Linked DNA regions of Homo sapiens: region 1 is linked to region 2. The links are chromatin loops, found by intact Hi-C in ENCODE. Cell type or tissue: body of pancreas. All regions are shown on one strand. Links, peaks and the distances in the headings refer to the core of each region. The heading gives the core; the rest is flanking DNA.

Evidence for each region. Hi-C counts contacts between places; a loop is a spot of excess contacts. Peaks named below come from ENCODE experiments on the same cell type or tissue, not always from the same donor. Only the 100,000 strongest peaks of a DNase experiment are listed, where the experiment ranks them.
Region 1: a loop joins it to region 2, with 2.4 times the contacts of the local background. A loop is called at or near these places in 8 of 110 quality-filtered maps.

What each region holds. Positions count from the first base shown.
Region 1 is chr17:27,939,012-27,941,928 of GRCh38, reverse strand. All of the region lies in intron 2 of LINC01992 (long intergenic non-protein coding RNA 1992), which reads left to right. Among named protein-coding and RNA genes, the nearest start is that of LYRM9, 47 kb to the right of the region's middle. In body of pancreas, for the core only: no CTCF peak of the experiment used is centred there; a DNase peak (open chromatin) is centred at 1,198.
Region 2 is chr17:27,983,484-27,986,400 of GRCh38, reverse strand. All of the region lies in intron 2 of LINC01992 (long intergenic non-protein coding RNA 1992), which reads left to right. Among named protein-coding and RNA genes, the nearest start is that of LINC01992, 6.8 kb to the left of the region's middle. In body of pancreas, for the core only: no CTCF peak of the experiment used is centred there; no DNase peak of the experiment used is centred there.

The DNA.
Region 1 (2,917 bases), core at 224-2,723, 44 kb after region 2:
CCCATGCGACTTTCAGCGTTGCTTACTTTCTGGTCTCTAGCTTCCAGGAATACCATCCTTCCCTCTCCAGCCCAAGCTCTGGACTGGGCCAGCCTCTGCCCAATGCTCAGGCCTGCAGGACCAGGGGGATTCAGGCTTACTCAGCCTTCCTGTCCTTTCTCGCCACAAACTTCCAACTTCCATCCTTTGCTACTGGATCGATTGGCCAGGTCTTCACTACCAGACCAAAACAAAGGGTGGGGACAATTATTTAGATCATTCAGACACTCACTCAAGCAAAAACAATGATTTTATTTCCCCTGAATGATCCAGATAATTATTTTAATTCTCTGCTTCACTTTGTCTCTGGAGCCCTGACCTCTTCATTCTATGACTCTAGTTAAAATTTGGTCCCAGTGATAAATATTTCTTGTCTAATTGTCTTCTCCACTCATGTTCCACAAGAGGTGATTTCCAGGGAAAAGGATCTGTAGGTAAATGAGCATTAACTTCAATCCTGGGCAATGTGAAAATTAAAATAAAGCTGTCATGGCATACGTTCTATCCACATTTCACTTTCTGGAAGGGCCCCTCTATTTCATCCCTCCCCAACCCCTGTCACACACAGCAGCAAGGAGCAAATTACCATTTATTAAACTCTAATTATCATTCCCATTTTTCAATACCATTCTCTGTGTATGTGTGCAGCACACCAGCCTGTACTCACTGCCATTAAATCAGCAATAAGTCTTGTTAGCATAGCATCCATATTTATAGGCAGGATTGAGTGATGCTCAGTGACATGGTATAAAGTCGAATGCCCTTAATAGAAGGTTAGGGACATGTCCTGATTTTGGAGTGATCCAGCCACATGGCAGATGTGGGAGGTTTGAGGGGACTTAAAGCTTTAGACTGTTTTGAGACAGTGTCACAGAGACTTGGAGGCTGGCAGGCGATGACAGTGTCCTGCTCTGTTGCCGTCAGAACAACAGGTCAGAAAGTACGTTGCAGATCCCGTTGGAACTGGCTGGGTTCTTTCCACTCCTCTGGACCTGGGATGTCCAGGCCGGGCATTTGCCCGAGCAACACGAGTTTCTTGTAAGATTCTTTGTTAATTACCTCCTTCGCTAGGTAACCATCAAGTGGTTGTCAGGAGAGTCATATGTGATAGGCCAAGTCCTTTATCTTATCAGTAGGGGAGATTGGCTGTGTGGCTGGCACCTTGTCAGCCAGGGTTCATGGGTATAACATGTCCAATGTGTCTAGCCCAACAAACTCAGATGTGTACAACTCCAAAGTCCACGTCCTTTTTACTAATACTGAGCATCTCTCCCTAGAAATTAAAAGCGGACTCCTTCATTTCCTGTTTCTCATTGCAAAACTTTGCCGTGACTTCTGATAAGCACACAGGTGCCCAGTCACCATCTTGTGACCAAATGCTGCCCAAAGAGACGCAGCATGACCTGCTCACTCCATAGGGTCCTGCTTCTCCCACCCCAATTCCATAGCACTTGCCAAGTGGTCCTGCCCATCTGAGGCAGCTTCATGCTTCACTGGCTGCCCATCACCCTTCCCGGCCCAGGTAAGGTTCGGGAGCCTCCGGAGCTTACCTGCTCATCAGTTCCCTGATGAGCCCCAGGGCTTACCTGGTCTCCCGCTGCTCACCTTAACTCATTAGATTCAGGATCTGGGAGCTAGAAGGAGCATAAGAACTTGGCCTAACAGTTTCATTCTGCAGACAGGTCAGAGGCACAGAGGCAGGGGTGGGGAGGTCCCCTTCCCCCTTCACAGACACCTGGTGTCTCTTCACCTATTGTTCAGCAGGGGCTGGCAGCTCCCTGCAGTGTAATCACCCTCAGCTCATTAACAGGCTGTGCTCATTTGCATATCTAAATATCCCTGTACATAGAAAACAGAGACTATTACATCTTTCCCTTACGTGTATACATGAAAAAAGCAGAGAGGAGGCAGACAGGAAAGACAGATCACACCCCTTTCCCCATCCCTCCCAGTCACCTGTTGGTCAGTTTTGTTTTGCTTTTCAAACCAGCCCATTTTTTCCTTGCAGACAGAGCATCAGTAAACTATCTTGTAGCTACTGCCTCCTTCATTTTCATATGAAAAAGCTATGAGTCTGCCCTATTTTTACTTTCCTTAATTTTACCTCTTCTCTGGCTCCACTTCCAAAAGGACACCCCAACCCCTCAAAAAAAACAAAAACAAAACCAAAAAACCATAGCCTTCTACATCCATCAGCTTTATGCAAATGTATCAACACACCCACCCTCATTCAGCATGCTCAGAAACAGGAACTGTCTATCTATAGATCAGCCTGATTGCAGTTCATTTTTATACAGTTTAGGAAGCGTGAAAAGTCACAGGCTGGGGATAAAACAGCCTGAAATCGTCATACAGATGATCATGGCACATGTAGATCATTTATTCCAGGAGTGCCTTGATGGGCCCCCAGAATTCACCCCTATGGATTTCTCATCAGTTTGTAGGGAAAAATGGTGCTCTAATGATGCCATCTAGGGTTATGCCATCTTAATCATAGGTGGGGGGCACTCATCGCTGCCCAGCTGCCAGCTTTCTGGGAAAATATCTCCAAAACAGCAGACCCCAAGGCAGGAGGATCTGCCCTGAGAGATGGAGTGGCTGGGGGTGAAAGTCTGGACAGTAGTGGGACTTGCTCCCAGCTTTGTACCTTCACCCACTCTGCAAGCATTTATTGGGCCCCCTACTGTGTTCACAGTGCACTTTTAAGTGCTTGCTACGTATCATTCACTATTCCAATTGCTTTACAAATACTAACTCATTTAATCCTCATCACAATCCTCAATCCTATGAGGCAGGTGCTATTATCCTCACTTTACAGATGAGAAAACTGAGACACAGAGAGGTTAAGTGACATGCCCAAAGTCACACAGCTGATAAG
Region 2 (2,917 bases), core at 212-2,711:
GTTAATTTGAGAAATGTTCTCATTGTTCTTCAGAATCCAGGCTCTGTGTTCAGACAAGTGGTGTGCAAACGCTTGTTCTGGCATTTACAGTATGGACTTGGCCACCTTGGTTGACCTTCCTAAGTCTCAGTTCCTTAGCTATCAATTGAGGATTATGACTGCACCCTCCTCATGGGACTGTTGTGAAGATGAACAAATAAGACAGCAAAGCTCAGTGCTTGGCACAGAGTGTGCTCCCCACATATTAGCTAGTACTAATTTGCTTATCTTTGGTTATCAATGAGGAAGGGCCTTTTCACTTCTGCCTATTGTCTGTTTCTGTGTGTGTATGTGTGTCTAAATTAAGATATATGGTTTTAAGGTGAAAAATGAAATCATAAGGGACTATTTATTAGGTCAATTAGCAGGCATATAGCTCTTTTTCCCCCCTTTTAGAAAGGGTGCTGCCCAGGCTGGCCTTGAATGCCTCAGCTCAAGCGATCAGCCCCCTAAGTAGCTGAGACTACAGGTGCACACCACCGTGTCTGGCAAATATAGCTCTTTCTCAGGGTTCATCTAACCTCAAAGAAGAGCAGATACTAGTGCTGTACAGTTTCTACCCAGCATTTCTCCTTTGGGCTAGTTTTGGAATCTATCATAAGACTTATCTTTCTCTTTTAATGTTTAAGACTAACTACATTCTTAAGTATGATTTTTATTGTGTGAAGAGAACCTGTGGGAATACATTGCCAATTGTGGAACAAATTCAGAGACAGAACTAGATTTGATTTCCAGAAATCTGTAGTACTGCCGACCTCTCTAAGAGCACATTTCTCAGCAAAGCAAGAACTCCCAGGGCAAGAATCCTGTCCGCTGGGGACAGCTTTAGCCCCTTAGGAGCACGGAGCAGTCCAAGCAGCCGCTGCAACTTCCCCTCCCACTGACGGCATCTATAAATCCATTTCCTGTCTTGTAATTATGTCTCATGTGGTAATTAGCCCCTTTATATAAATGAAGCCAAATTTCCTTGTGTAATGGACTGAAGCCCAAGTGTATGCGAGGAGTTGAAATGCCGCTTTGGCAGGAGGGGGGCCTCTGAGATCTCCTTGGGGGCAGGGAGGAGAGCCCTCTGTGTGAGGAGTCTACACTGTGCCAGGCGCTGTGCTGGTACTTTGCATGCACCATTCCATACCCTCCTCACACTGATCCTTCCTTCCGGGCACCTTTGCCTTTGCTTTTATTGTCCAAGGCCAGCTTCTGTGCACTCTTCAGGTAGAAAATCAAAACCATCAGTGGTACTTAGATGAACACGTGACTCTACATGCCAAAGGCTCTGCGGGGTACAAGGAAGGAAGTGCTGTAGGAACCAGCCAAGGACAGCACCCCTGAAGCCTTGTTCCTTCCTGGAATTTCACGTGGCCCACTGACCCTTCACAGCCCTGAATGTGCACAGGCACGTGTGGAGCCAGCATCAGGGTGGGGCTTCAGGATGCCAGGAGCCCAGAAACCAGCGCAGGCACCCAGCTGTGGGAGGAACATTTGAAATATTGCTGTAGCCCTTGGGAGGACAAGACAGGGACACAGGGGCAGAGACAAGGATGGAGGGGGCGGTTGGAAGAGGTGGGTGCAGGCTTATGCCCTTGAAAAGGGAATTTGGGACAGTGAAGAACGAGGCCACATGTCCCTTTACCCCATCTCCCTCTATCTTCTTTCTTTTTTCCTTTCACTCTTCTCAGGCATCTCCTTCCGATAATCAGGCTGCATTTGCCGGCAGCCGGGGGGGGGGGGGGGTGCGGGGGGGAGGTGTGTGTGTGGAATTCACGGTCTTTTAGCTTGGACAGAGAATTAGAGGGGGCAGTGAACACAAATTGTCAGGAAGGCTAAGAAAAGAGTACGGAGGACATTGGATTAGCCTTGAATCTTTGAGCAGGCTACTTAGATGCTGCTAAGTCCCTTGGGGTCCTGATGTCTAAAATGGGGATAATAATTGATGTCTTGAACACCTCACTGGACTGAGGAGGAAGTGGAATAGACTCGATTTTGATTCAAGGGAATGTCTGAGTATATACTGGTTTTTCAGGGATGTGCCTGGGGAAATACGTATAAATGCATGTTTATATGTAAGTATGCGCACATTGCCCATTCCACATACACATGGTCAACTGAATGTATGTTTTTTTTGTCTTTTAGGAATTTAAAACCACCACATATAATAATAAGTACTTACTACTCATTAACCACTTACTCTATGCTAGACCCTATCTCAGCTCTGTACATATATTTCTTATTTAATTCCCTAAATCCTATGAGGTAGGTATTATTAGCCCCATTTTACAGAAGATAAAACTGAGGCACCAGATTAGGATGATCACTCAAAGCTATGGACCTAGTAAGTGTTAGAGCTGGAACTTGAAACAGGCCTGAATTTCCTAATCTTTTGTCTTAATTGCTATGTTGTTTCTAATAATCTGGGCTTTTCTTTACATCTATAGGCAAACATTTTTGGACTCAGACTCAGATACCATTGCCCCAAGGCGGACTCCCACTTTCTCATCTCCAAGTGGCTCTGATACAAAGTGATCTAATGCTTAAAATGAGAAAGGCTTTGAGGGTGTGCCGTGACTTTCATCTCTGCAGAGCCCCAGGATGTTTCTCCAGCCCCCTTCTCAATATGCAGGGAAGAGAAGCCTTAGACGGGCTTCAGGCTCAGGACAGCAGTGTCAGGGGCTCTGCGTAGGGGGTGTCCCTTCTAGAAAATGGCTCTGGGATGGCTGCTTGTGGACAGGATCCTGCTGCCTGTCTCTCTTTCCTGCCTAGTGAAAGCTCTGGGCCCCTGTGCCTTCTCCTTTACCTGCTTCTTTCTTCCTGAACTGGTGCCCTCTGTTTCTAATTACATGGAATTCTAGAGGGGTTCACTACAAGTCCAGCTTCCGTGCGA